3 separate regions of the Mus musculus genome follow, and all the other regions are linked to region 3. Evidence: chromatin contacts called from ENCODE Hi-C or POLR2A ChIA-PET data. All regions are on one chromosome and are shown on one strand. The core of a region is the stretch at or near the end of the contact, and the rest is flanking DNA. Distances in the headings are between cores, read along the strand shown. Region 1 holds the start of Trim80 (tripartite motif-containing 80). Region 2 holds the start of Mrps7 (mitchondrial ribosomal protein S7). Region 3 holds the start of Jpt1 (Jupiter microtubule associated homolog 1).

What was found. A loop is a pair of places that touch in the nucleus more often than their neighbours do. ChIA-PET counts read pairs that join two places held with the same protein, here RNA polymerase II (POLR2A).
Region 1: a map of T-helper 1 cell shows a loop between it and region 3 (2.0-fold over the local background). The contact joins the promoter of Trim80 here to the promoter of Jpt1 in region 3. A Hi-C loop is called at or near these places in 1 of 37 maps with a recorded cell type or tissue (T-helper 1 cell). POLR2A ChIA-PET finds 5 or more read pairs at or near these places in 3 of 5 experiments (Patski and embryonic stem cell).
Region 2: POLR2A ChIA-PET joins it to region 3 with 13 read pairs in Patski. The contact joins the promoter of Mrps7 here to the promoter of Jpt1 in region 3. POLR2A ChIA-PET finds 5 or more read pairs at or near these places in 3 of 5 experiments (Patski and embryonic stem cell).

Annotation. Positions count from the first base shown.
Region 1 is chr11:115,438,692-115,442,641 of GRCm38, reverse strand. It overlaps Trim80 (tripartite motif-containing 80), which reads right to left and starts at 2,097. Exons shown (of 8, transcript NM_001033775.3): 1 at 2,036-2,097; 2 at 1,892-1,935; 3 at 897-1,561. The coding sequence starts at 2,088.
Region 2 is chr11:115,602,178-115,606,100 of GRCm38, reverse strand. It overlaps Mrps7 (mitchondrial ribosomal protein S7), which reads right to left and starts at 1,961. Exons shown (of 5, transcript NM_025305.3): 1 at 1,858-1,961; 2 at 1,189-1,380; 3 at 1,015-1,078; 4 at 1-131. The coding sequence starts at 1,940. It overlaps Gga3 (golgi associated, gamma adaptin ear containing, ARF binding protein 3), which reads left to right and starts at 2,185. Exons shown (of 17, transcript NM_173048.3): 1 at 2,185-2,273. The coding sequence starts at 2,234.
Region 3 is chr11:115,512,128-115,516,284 of GRCm38, reverse strand. It overlaps Jpt1 (Jupiter microtubule associated homolog 1), which reads left to right and starts at 1,892. Exons shown (of 5, transcript NM_008258.2): 1 at 1,892-2,065. The coding sequence starts at 2,010.

The sequences.
Region 1 (3,950 bases), core at 848-3,347, 74 kb after region 3:
CCAGGGAACTGGAGTTACAGTTGTGAGCTAACATGTGGGTGGTGGGAGTCAAAGCCGGGGTCCTCTGGTTTGTGCTCCTAGCTGCTGAGCCATCTCTCCAGCTACTGTCTTCTGCGGCTTCTTGGGAGGAGAAAGGCGCAGGTGCGTCCTGCACAGGTGTTTCCTGGATGCATCTCTAAGGGAGACTTGTAAACAATCTTTCCTACCCATAACAACACATCATTCACTATTCATAGAGACTTCTGACCAGCAGTTCTGCAGCCTTCCTTATTAACTTACCAATGCTTTCTTGTGCCATAACATAACCCATCACGCTAGCAGCTGCCTAACTTCAAAAAAGTATTATTATTGTAGGGGCGTGTGGGCACCAATAGACAGCTTTGAGGAGTTGGGTCTCGGCCTGGAGAGATGGCTCAGTGATTAAGAGCATTGACTGCTCTTCTGAAGGTCTTGAGTTCAATTTCCAGCAACCATATGATGGCTCACAACCATCTGTACAGCTACAGTGTACTCTCATATACATAAAAAAAATAAATCTTAAAAGCTCGCTATGCAGCTCTGACTATCCTGAAACTCACTACATAGCCAAGGCTGGCCTCAAACTCACAACCATCTGCTTCTGCTTTCCACAGGCTGGGATTAAAGACGCGCGCGTCACCACGCCCCACTTTCCTTCCACTTAAATGTAGATTCTGAGGATGGAACTTAGGGTAGAAAGCATCCATTTATCTCGCCGGCCCTGCCTAAGCATCTTTTCAGACAGGTTCTCCTCTCAAACTCCTGCCTTTCCATATTAGGTGCCAGAAAAACCTGGCTTCAGCTGTGTTCATCCCCACCCCCCGAAATGTGACAGATTCTCAGAGCCTGGAGCACGCCCTTTCCTCAGCCCACCTCACCTCTTTGCGGGCCCGTTCATCCTCCAGGGGGGTGGTGTCATGGTTCTTGTGCTCCTCCAATAGGCAGGCTCCGCACACGCAGCTGCCCTCCGTGCGGCAATACAGCTGCCGGAGCTTGCGATGCTTGCGGCACAAGCGGTTCGTGAGGTCCCACACTGGGTCCAACAGCTGGTGGTCCTGGAACAGCTGGTCCTCAAAGTGGCTGCGCAGATGTTTCTCACACAAGGAAGCCACACACTGCAGGCATGACTTGGCTGCCCTCAGCTTCTGCGGAGAGCAAAAGTCACAGGGCACATCTGTGGGGCCAGCCAGGCCCCACAAGGACCCTGAGGTCTGGCTCTTGGCCTGGGTGAAGCAAGCCACCATCTCCCCGAGGATGACGTTCTTGCAGAGGCGGGGCCTGCTGGAGAAGGCCTCTCTGCACTGGGGGCAATAGTAAGTCTCTCCAATGGCAGCCTGGTGGTCCCAGAAATTCTGAAGGCAAGTCATACAGAAGTTATGGCCGCAGGCGGTAGTGACTGGGTTGCAGAACACCTCCAGGCAAATGGGACAGAGGACTTGGTCTTCCAACATGTGCTGACTGCTGTTGCTGCCCATCAGGAGATGGAGCGGGGTTCTGGAGGGCTGGGAAGAGAGCTGTGAGGGGGGTTTGTCCTGGGCTGATCCTGAGAAGACAGAGAAAAATCCGGGCATGGCAGGGGGCCAGGGCATGGCCCTTTACCCCAGGGACATGGTCTTGCACATCAGGGGCATGTTCTTTATGTCATAGGCATACTCCTTTTTACATCTTTCTTTTGGAAGCAGATGTCTGACCATAGGGAACCAGGACTGCATAGGCAGCCAACCCCCATGTGGGTGGGCACTGAGCATCTTACTTCCTGGTCTCAGCCCCAGTTGTGGGGGAGGTGGTGAAAGGCAGAAGGAAGGACAAGATGCTCTGGGGGAGAGGCCACTCCCTTGGCACTTAGGAGGGAAGGTCAGGAGCTTGAACTCACTTGAGATCTTCTGCATGTCCATGAGAGCCAGATATTTTGTTGCCCTGTGCCAAGAAGGAAAAGACCCACAGAGACTCAGGTACCAGGACCTACGGCAGCCTCCCTCACCAGCTCTGAGGGCGTCCCGCATCCTCTTGTGCCTACCTGTGGACCGATGATTGCCGTCTTCTCTCCTTTCTCTGTGGCCGCTGTTTCATGGTCTCTCTGTCCAGATGCCCTTTCCTTGAGGATAAGGCAAGTTTTGCTGATGTCATAATTCAGGTGCGGCCAGTCCCTGCATCCTGCCTGTGATGTCATCAGGACACAGGTGTCCCATGGGGCAGACTACAGTGCTATGCAGTACCAACACACTCTACTCCTCCATGTATGGGTTCTCACCTCCAGCATCTATGTCTCTCGCGGCTGAGAAGCTGCTAGCACCTAGGGCCGCTTACAATTGATGTTCATATTTCTGACCAGAGAGGGAAAACGGCCAATGAGCAGCAGGAAGATCTGGGCTAACTAATGACCCAAGCATCATACATCATTCTGGTATTCTTCCTCCTCCTCCTCTCCTTTTCTTCAAAGATCTATTTATTTCTACTATGCATGTTTTGTCTGTCCATTAGAGTATGTGCACCACGTGCATGCAGTTCCTGAGGAGGCCAGAAGATGGCATCAGATCCCCTGGAGCTGGAGTTACAGATGGCTATGAGTCCCTGTGTGAGTGTTTGGACTGGAACCTAGGTCCTTTGCAAAAGCATCAAATGCTTTTTTTTGTTTGTTTGTTTTGTTTTGTTTTTGTTTTTGTTTTTGTTTTTGGTCGAGACAGGGTTTCTCTGTGTAGCCCTGGCTGTCCTGGAACTCACTCTGTAGACCGGGCTGGCCTCGAACTCAGAAATCCGCCTGCCTCTGCCTCCCAAGTGCTGAGCTTAGAGGCGTGCGGCACTACGGCCCAGCACACCAAATGCTCTTAATCCATCTCTCCAGTATTTCCCTTTCCTTCTCTTCCTCCTCCTCCTTCTCCATGCAGGTGATCAAAGCCAGGGCCTTACACACAGGAGGCAAACGCTGTACCGCTGAGTTACATCCCCAGGGTAGCCCAGAGCATAGTCTTTTGGGAGATTCTATCTGTTGCTGTTACTTTGTTTCTAACCCTTAGAAAGAGAAGTCAGGGATTGGGAAGCTGGTGAGTCACCATTGCTCTGATTTAGTGGCTTGTGGCTTACTTCCTGTCCTTCTGAACCCCACAGAAAAAAGCTTCTAAAAAGCTTCAGGCTGTCAGGTCAATCTGCTTCAAAAGACTAGCCTGACTCCTCCTCTTGATCTTGTTGTGGGGATCGGAGGAGGCATCTTCCACTGACTACAGTGTCTGCTGCAAGCTCTTTGTGGAAAGCTTGTGTGAGAGTAATGGAGTTCCTTTTCTCTTTTTCTTTTTTAAGATTTATTTATTTATTATATGTAAGTACACTGTAGCTGTCTTCAGACACACCCGAAGAGGGAGTCAGATCTCGTTACAGATGGTTGTGAGCCACCATGTGGTTGCTGGGATTTGAACTCAGGAACTTCAGAAGAGCAGTCAGGTGCTCTTACCTGCTGAGCCATCTCACCAGTCCCTGGAGTTCCTTTTCTTTGAGGTTCTGAGCATCAAACCCAGGGTACTAAAACCCAGCTTTTCACCCTCTGGATATTGAAAAGTTTCTGGACTCCCACCTGTCAAAAATTAATCTAAAATCAAATGCGGAGTGTGTCCAGGGTGTGTAGCATCAGCAATAGCGACCTCACCGCTGTCCGAACATACCATGTGCAGTTTGCCTGCTGCACAGAGCCACACCACATAAACACAAACGAGGCCTCCTGCCTCTGCTCCGGCTGGAGACTGGTATATGTTGGGAACTGCTGCAGTGTTTAGACTGTACATATGACGTTGTTCTGCTCTTATGGAAACATAATGGTTTAATTACAAAAATACAAAGTTTTAACTACTGCATTCGTCATTGTGTATCAAATCAGGATTCCGCTAGAGCCTGATGTTGAGGTTTGAAACTGTGATCTTGTGTGCCCTGGGCAAGCCCTGGTC
Region 2 (3,923 bases), core at 712-3,211, 90 kb before region 3:
CCAATCACAGGCTCACAGTTTTTGAGTGCCTCGTGGAAGATCCTGTAGGGGTTCCGTTCAATGGTGGCCTGTTCCTCCGCAGAGGCAGCACGGTACTTTTCAAACTGCTTCCTTTTCACAGCTTCCAGAGTCTGCAAGAGACGGAAGAGGCTGCTCGGGCCCTAAGTTTAACCAGCTCACCTGGGAGTGCTGCACACTCATGACTGCACGGGGCGCTGGAGGCAGGAGAGTCAGGAGGTGAAGGTTATCCTCAGGTGCACAGCAAGCTCAGGCTAGACTGTGTTCCACGAGACCCTCTTTCAGGAAAGCCAGAGTTTAAGTGCCTCCTGCTCTGCTAGACCATGACCCCAAGAACAGGCCGAGATTATTTGTTCTTGTTTTGAGACAGGGTTTTCCTGTGTAGTCCTGGCTGTCCTGGAATTCACTGTGCAGATCACGTTGGCCTCAAACTCACAGAGATCCACCTGCCTCTGCTTCCCAAATGCTGGGATTAAAAGTGTGAACTACCACCACCCAGGCAAGAACTTTTTTTTTTAATGTTGACAGAATGGGAAACTTCTGGGGACTCTGTGTAGCTCTGGCCGGGGTGAAACTAGCTTTTGACCATCCTGGCCTCAAACTTTTCCCAACTCTGCCTCTTTTATTGTTAGGTTGTCCCCCCACCCCACCCCAAGACTGGATCTTAATATACAGCTCTGGCTGTCTGGAACTCAGAGATCTGCCTACCTCTGGCTCTGTTTTGATTGTTTTTAAGACAGGATCTCACTAAGTAGCTCTGTTCCAGAACTCACTCTGTAGCTCAAGCAGGCCTGACTTATCTCTGCTTCTCGAGTGCTGGATTCAAATGCCTTCTCCAGCGATGGGATTTGAGGTGGGCACCACCAATCTCAGATCTTGGAAATTTTAATGGCAGGAATAGAAACCTGTTTTCTAGTTTTGAAGCCATGGTGTAAAACGCAGACACCAAGCCTGAGGGAAAAGAAAGACAAGCTGAAGAGGAAGAAGCGGCCTTACCTGAGCCATGAGAGACCGGGCCAGAACTTTGTTGCCTCCCTTCATCATCATGTTGGTGAATTTGCTTCAAGGAGAAAAACATGGTTAGCTTTCCCGGGCTGTACTCCGGATCCCTCAGCAGAAAACTGCCCCAGGTGAGTTCCAGCCCACAGCAGAGGAGCATTTGCGCCAAACCTGATGACCGGGTCTGCGAACACCGAGCTGGTTTCAGTCGCGGCCGCAGCTTTGATAAACTGGGTTTTCTTGAGCTCCTGGTCATACTTCTCCTCTTCGGTGAGTTCCGCCACCGGCTTGCGGTAATATTCCTTGTCAATCAAGGGCTCCCGGAATTCGGGGGCATAGCGGCTCCCCCTCACCTGTGTGAGCCTGGGAGTGGGGCGAGGAGGAAGCAGACAGAACCCTACGGGTGAATCTGTGACTCCACAAAAGTGAACAAGCTTGACTTAACAGTAAGCCGCAAGTGCCATCACGCTGACGAGGGACGGTGGCGCTGGGACCGCCTGCTAACCTGACAGCAGTTCTGACCCTTGTCCCAAGAGGTAGGCAGCCCCCACCCCGAAACTGGCCACTGTTCCGTCGCAAGCCAGTTCTCCGATCTCTAGCAGGGCCGCACTCTCGGCTCCGGGTAGAACCGATCTAGGTCATCCCGGCCTGTCAGGCATAGGACAGGGTACTAAGCCCCCAAACCGGCCCGTTTAATGGCTGGAGTCAGCCATCTCGGCGCCCCGAGTTAGTGCCCTCCCGCGCCAGAACTCAGCGCAGCTCGCCTGCGGCTTCTTTCCTTTCCCCAGGTCCTCCCGTGAAGGTCCGAGCGGCGGTCCCGGCTACGCGCTGCCTTCTCACCCTGGAAGGTTCCAGACGGCGCACCTCACTCCCAGGGCCAGCCCGGACCAGCGAAGCGGAGCGCGCAGCGCGGGGGCAGCCATCTTGGCCGCTGTCAGGACCTCGGAGGGCTGCCCACAGCGCGCCTGCGTGAGTGAGCGACAGGACACGGATGAGAGCCTGCGCACTTTCCTCGGGCGTGGGTTTCCCTTCAGAGGTTCCCTCTGAGGAAGAAGCGAAGACACATCCTCGCCCTCGCGGCCTCCGACGCGGTCCGGCGCGCCCGTGGACCGCAGCCCTCGGCGCGCTCAGGCCCCCATGCGGGCCCCGCCCCCGCCCTGCTCGCGCAGAACCTCGCGAGGCTTGAGGGCGCAGGGCCGGACCGGGCGGCTGCAATATGGCGGAGGCGGAAGGGGAGAGCCTGGAGTCCTGGCTGAGTGAGTATCCGGGGCCGCCTCTACCTGACCTCCAACCACGGGCCTGCCTCCTCCCTCCCTGCGCCATCCCCTCCGCCGCGGCGGCCCGCGGCAGTCCACACCCGGCGTCGCCTCGCGGCGAGCATCCGGCGCTCACACCCCTTGCGAGCAGCGGCCCTTCCCCGCCGCGCGTCCTCAGGCTCCCGCGGGTGACACCTGCAGCGCGAGATCCTGCAGGCCCGGAAAGCGACACCCGGGCGCCTTGGGCTGACAGGCGGGCGTCGTGGGGAGGTTGAGGTGGGGCTGCACCCAGCCTGTGCTCTGGGACCGGGCATTGGACAGGTCCCTCGGGGAGGGTTGAGCGGTGCCACGCCGCACACACAACACAGCTGGCAGCTTCCAGAGTGGGACCATCCTCAGTGAGGATGCTGGAAGTGAGAATTCATTTCCAAAGCGCGACTACAGGGAACAATATACCACGAAGCGTGCTAAATATGTACTGAAGGAACACACATGCGCGCACACACACACACATATATGCACGCACTCATTTTAACGAGATAACCCGCTCTTGAGTAACTCAAAAAACAATGACTGCTGCTATATCGACGTGTTGCTATCTTTACTAATTTGTACATTGCTCCAAAGGAATAAGGTTTAACGTTAGCGGACAGTTCATCCAGGTTATTTAGTAAGGGTTAATAAGGCTGGTTAATCACGCCTTATCAAGGGTCAATAAATTAACTTTACTAAGGGCTAGCCCCGGGAGAGCCTCTGAAATGGAGACGAATCAGGTAAGACGTCTTTGTAGAGCCCTGAGCTGGAAATCCTTTACGGAATACAGTTGTCTCTTTGATGTCTTGAGTGTTGTTCCTAGAGGCATGGCCTTCCTTAAGAACTACTGTTCAGGAGATTGAAATTAGCTTTAAGGGAAGCTACATCCCAAAAGAAAAGTAAGATCACAGTTGCAGTGTCTGATGTTTGCGGGCAGGGCATAGAGCCATCTCCCTATATGTGACAGTTCTCTGGGGAGTGTACAGTGCTGGATTACAGGCATTGGCTAAAATCATTTACCCAAGGATCCCAGTGTCCAGTCAGCTGTGTATAGACCAGGCTGGCCTCGAACTCACTGAGATCCTCCTGCCCCTGCCTCCCCAGTGCTAGGATTAAAGGTGTGCACCACCACGCCCAGCTCCCCTTCTTGAAAGATGAAAATAATTGGAATTGTAGACCCAGTATCTCACTTAATGAAACAGGTTCTGTGGCCACAATTCAAAGAGGACATTCTGCCTCCACTCAGACCGTTTTCCTGGAACCGTGTGACTGGGTAATAGCCAGAGCAGAATTGATTCACCACACAGACGGTAACAGGAAAAATGGAGTAGTATAAATGACCTAAGCTGCGCTAAGCAGGGTTGACTTAGGTGTTTTGTCTTTGTGAGACAGAGTCTCAGGACGCCAAGGCTGGCCTTAAACGCCTGCTCTTTCTGCTCTATCTAGAACTGCTGGGATTTCACCGTCTGACTAGACAGTGTGACTTATACCAGTCCGTTGAACCAGTCAGTGCCATCTTTGTGAAGGTCCTTGTCACCTCCGGTTTGCCTGAATTACTGCAGCAGCCTCTCCTTGGTCCACTCTGCATGCTGTTCCCAAGAGAGCAGTTATAGCTTA
Region 3 (4,157 bases), core at 643-3,142:
CAGCACTCTGGAGGCAGAGGCAGGTGGATTTTTGAGTTCAAAGCCAGCCTGGTCTACAGAGTGAGTTCCAGGACAGCCAGGGCTACACAGAGAAACCAAAAAAAGAAAAAAAAGAAAAAAGAAAGAAAGAAAAGAAAGAAGGAAAGAAAGATTGTCCTAGTGGTGAAAGGTCTCATTCATCTCCACCCAGAAGCATGGAAAGCTGAAGGCTTATTTGGGGCGTGGAGAAAACATTGTTATTTCCTACACGTTGGTCAGGTTAAAGAGCGGATTTACGGTTTTTGTTAGCCATCTACCCTGCATAGTGGCACTGCCCTATATTGCCAGGAGTAGGGAGGAGTGCTGGTGTAACCAAACATTGGGACGGTACTAAAGCATCGGCAGCGGGATGTGGGGTGATGGTGTAGCACAGGCTAATCCAGTTAGCGCAGGCTAATCCAGGAATTCTTTTCATTTGTTTCTGTTTTTTTTTTTTTTCCTAGACGGGGGGGTAGGGGTGAGGGTGGGTGGGGTGGGTGGGTGGGGGGGTGGGGGTGGGGTGGGGGGGGAGTTCTCTGTGTAACATCTTTGGCTGTCCTAGACTCTTCTGCCTCCTTAGTGCTGGGTTCAAAGGTGTAGACCACTGTGTGCCCCCCGCCCTTTTTGAGGCTAAGAAATCTTGCTTCTGCCTCCAGGGTGCTGGGATTAGGGGTGTGCAGCACCCCCACCTCGGACCTTAAAAAAAAAAAATTCCCTCTCCAACACGGTTTCTCTGTGTAACTCTGGCTAGCCTAGAACTCGGAGATCCACCTGCCTCTGACTCCTGAGTTGGTGCTGGGACTAAAGGATTAAAGGCATGTGCTACATCGCCTGGCAAAAGATTTACGTTGTGTACATGTGTGTGCCTGCATGTAACTGCCCAGGTCAGGGAACTGGAGCTACAGTTTGGAGCTGCCCTGTGAGTGCTGGCAACTGAACCTAGGTCCTCTGCAGTACTAGCATATGGCCTTAACACGACATCCCTTCTCTCTTTCCTGCTTTCCTTCTCTGCCTCCCCCTCATTTCTTTTTGACAGGGTCTCACTGTTTAGACCAGACTGGCTTGAAACTCAAAGTGATCCTCCTGCCTCAGTCTCCCAAGTTAAGGCATTGCAGGGAAGTGCCGACACATCCTGCTGAGGTAGCTTTCTATTTAGGTAGCTAGGTAGTGTGTATGTGTGTGTGTGTGTGTGTCTCAGTGCGTGGGTGCGTGGAGGTCAGAGGTTCAAGAGTTGGGTATCCGAAATAATCAAACTCAGAGCTGAAATCAACCAAGTAGAAACAAAAAGAACTATACAAAGAATCAACAAAACCAGGAACTGGTTCTTTGAGAAAATCAACAAGATAGATAAACCCCTGGCCAGACTAACTATAAGGGACAGAGACAGTATCCAAATTAATAAAATCAGAAATGAAGACATAATAACGAAGTATATCTTAAAATAATTATTCTGCTTGTTGAGTATTAACAGTTGAAAATATTAAAATCATGTTCTACAAAAAAAAAAAGAGAGTTGGGTCTCTTACACGTTGTGGGTCCTGGAGATTGAACACGGGTTGTCATGCTGGGTGGCAAGGGCTTTTCCTTATGAGCCACCTCGACAGCCCCTCAAGTAACTTTTTAAAGTGACCGTGAACACTTGAGCACCACCAGATTGTCGAGGGCGTGGAGGAGGGGAGACCACAGCGGCCTTTCTCTGTACAGGAAGGGGGCGGGGCTTAGGCCGAGCCGTCTCCCGCGCAGCCCGTCCTGACGCCGATCTATGATTAGCACTGTAGCTAACCAATAGAAATGAAGAGATCTTTTTAAATTGCCCAATGGCGGCATGTGGAGGGTGGGCCCTATTGGCTCTATAAAATGGGAGTCCGGCGAGCCCCGCGGCGGTAGAAGCTCGTGGAGCCCTGGTGGTTTAGCTTTTGGAGTCGTCTGCGCCTGTTGGTCCCAGTCCCCCTTGGCGTTTTCAGGGCCAGCCTACCTCGCCCCTTGGCGCCATGACCACTACCACTACCTTTAAGGGTGTGGACCCTAACAGCAGGAACAGCTCCCGGTAAGGCGACAGGGTAGGGCTCGAGCCCTCCAGGGCTTGTGGGGACCGCGGGGCGTTGGTGGTAACGGGCCGGGAGCACCGCGCTCGCGCCCGGGGGAGGGTGGCAGAGTAAGGAGTGGGCGCCGCTTTGTGCGGCAGGACTGCCTCGGCTTGTGGCCCCGCCCCAGTCGTCCCTTCTATTCATTTCTCCCCGGTAACGACAGCTGAGGGGGACTGTGGGTGGCGGCCCTTTGCCGTACGGCAGGTTGGAGTCGGTGAGAGTGTGCGGGAGGATCTTCTTTCAGCCACCCGCGGCGACACTGGTCGGGTCCAGGATGGTGGGCTTGGTCTCCCAGGAGCCCAAGGAGCCTGCAGGGCCCTGGGCCCATTGTCCCACATGAGGGCCATGCGCTCCCGCTTCTGGCTCGGGCGTGTGCTGGCCCCGGCCTTGGGCGCTGCGAGCAAATCTGAGCACTGATCCGGCTGGTCTGCAGGCTCTTTTCCTCGTGGTGGCCCGCCGGGGTGTCCGTGTCTGCGCAGCAGGTGCACCTCTGGTAGGGCGGGGCTGGTCATCCCCTCCCTCCACTTCCAGCCCTGGACAGGAGCTCTCTTATCAAAGTGCCTCCCTGCGCCTAACAAAGGAGAGATCGGGTCTCCTCCCCCTCCCCACGCCCACCTCCGAATGCGCGGGGCCGTGAGCCTGCTCAAATGGGTTTTCTGCGCTCAGGTCCTCGGACCTCTGCCCTTCCATGTCGCCTTCTTTACTTCTCCCATTGACTTTGGCCGAATGAGTTCACCCCAGAGCAGGCTTCTCTTGGAGGAGGAGGTTGTCTGTGCTTGGGCGGGGCTAGGGAGCCATCCATTGTCTCTCCAGTAGTATGTAGTATCCCTTCCTGGAAGCTGGGATCTTGCTTGTCCCCAGTACACTGCATTTTGGGAGGAGCTCTGTGACTGGACTGGGACCCGTTTCCTACCCCTCACTTAACTTGGTGAAGATATTTTGTTCAGCGGAGGGAGTCCATCTACATCGTCTCAGCTAGTGGCACACAGTCCCTTAAGTTGGCTTTCAGGCATCTCTTTGATCTTCCCAAAGGCTTGGTTCCATGTTCTCTGGCCATGTATTTTCCATTGATGATGACCCACAGTTGAGTGTGACCAAGCCTTGGGGTCCCGACCAAGTGGCACAAAAGGGAGCCATTTTGTGGGGCTAAGAAGGCAGCGTGGAACAGCAGTGTCTCTCACAGGGGCTTGACAACTTGCTGACAAAAAGCAGCCTCCTTGAGTAGTCTTATGAGGAAGCTGGGGCAGCTACAGACTGCTTTCAGTTTCAGGAAGTAGTAAAAGAATTGGTGTGATGGAAGGGAACTGAAGGGGTCAGCGCTTACAGGGCGGGGCAGAACTGGAGATTAGACCTAGGAGACTGGGTCACTCCCTCTTGTTGTCATCCTTCAAATGAGGTAATTTGTTACAAAGGACACAGGGACAGATTGAGCCCTGGGTTTTTGTTTTGTGTGATGAGGCCAACTTTTCCTGGTCTGACACTGGTTCCTGGCAAGACAATGTGTAATCTGGGTTTTATTTTTTGGGACTCAAAGCTCAGCTCCAGGCTTTGTAGAGCATTTCAGAGCCCAGGGCCTTTCATGCGTGCTTGACATGAGACAAATACAACGTGTTTGCAGCCTCCTTTGCCACTGCTTGCCCTCCAGTGTTGGTGCTAAGGTTCTCCCCGACTCCTGAAATCTGACCAATTCTCTTCACCCCCTTTCTTCAGTAATATGCTTGCTCTGCAGCCTCAGTGGTGAATGCTGTGCTGGGGTGATGGGAGTCGGGATGGAAGAAAGGAGTTAATTTTTAAATTGCTGTCTGTGCTATGACATTTTTGGGTCTTAACTCAGCAACCTTGAAGCAGTTACTATCTATGTGGTTCAAAAAGAAAGAGTCCAAAGCACAGCTGAAGTACTTTGTCTTGCAAGCAAATCCTTTGTTTGGGAACCGCTCTCTGTTTCAGATGGTCTCTATAACGCTGACGTCATTGGGGAGGTAGTACCTGCTATCATAGTACCAGTAAAAGTTGGACTAGGCAGGTTTGGCAGATTTGTAAGCTAGCTGGGTG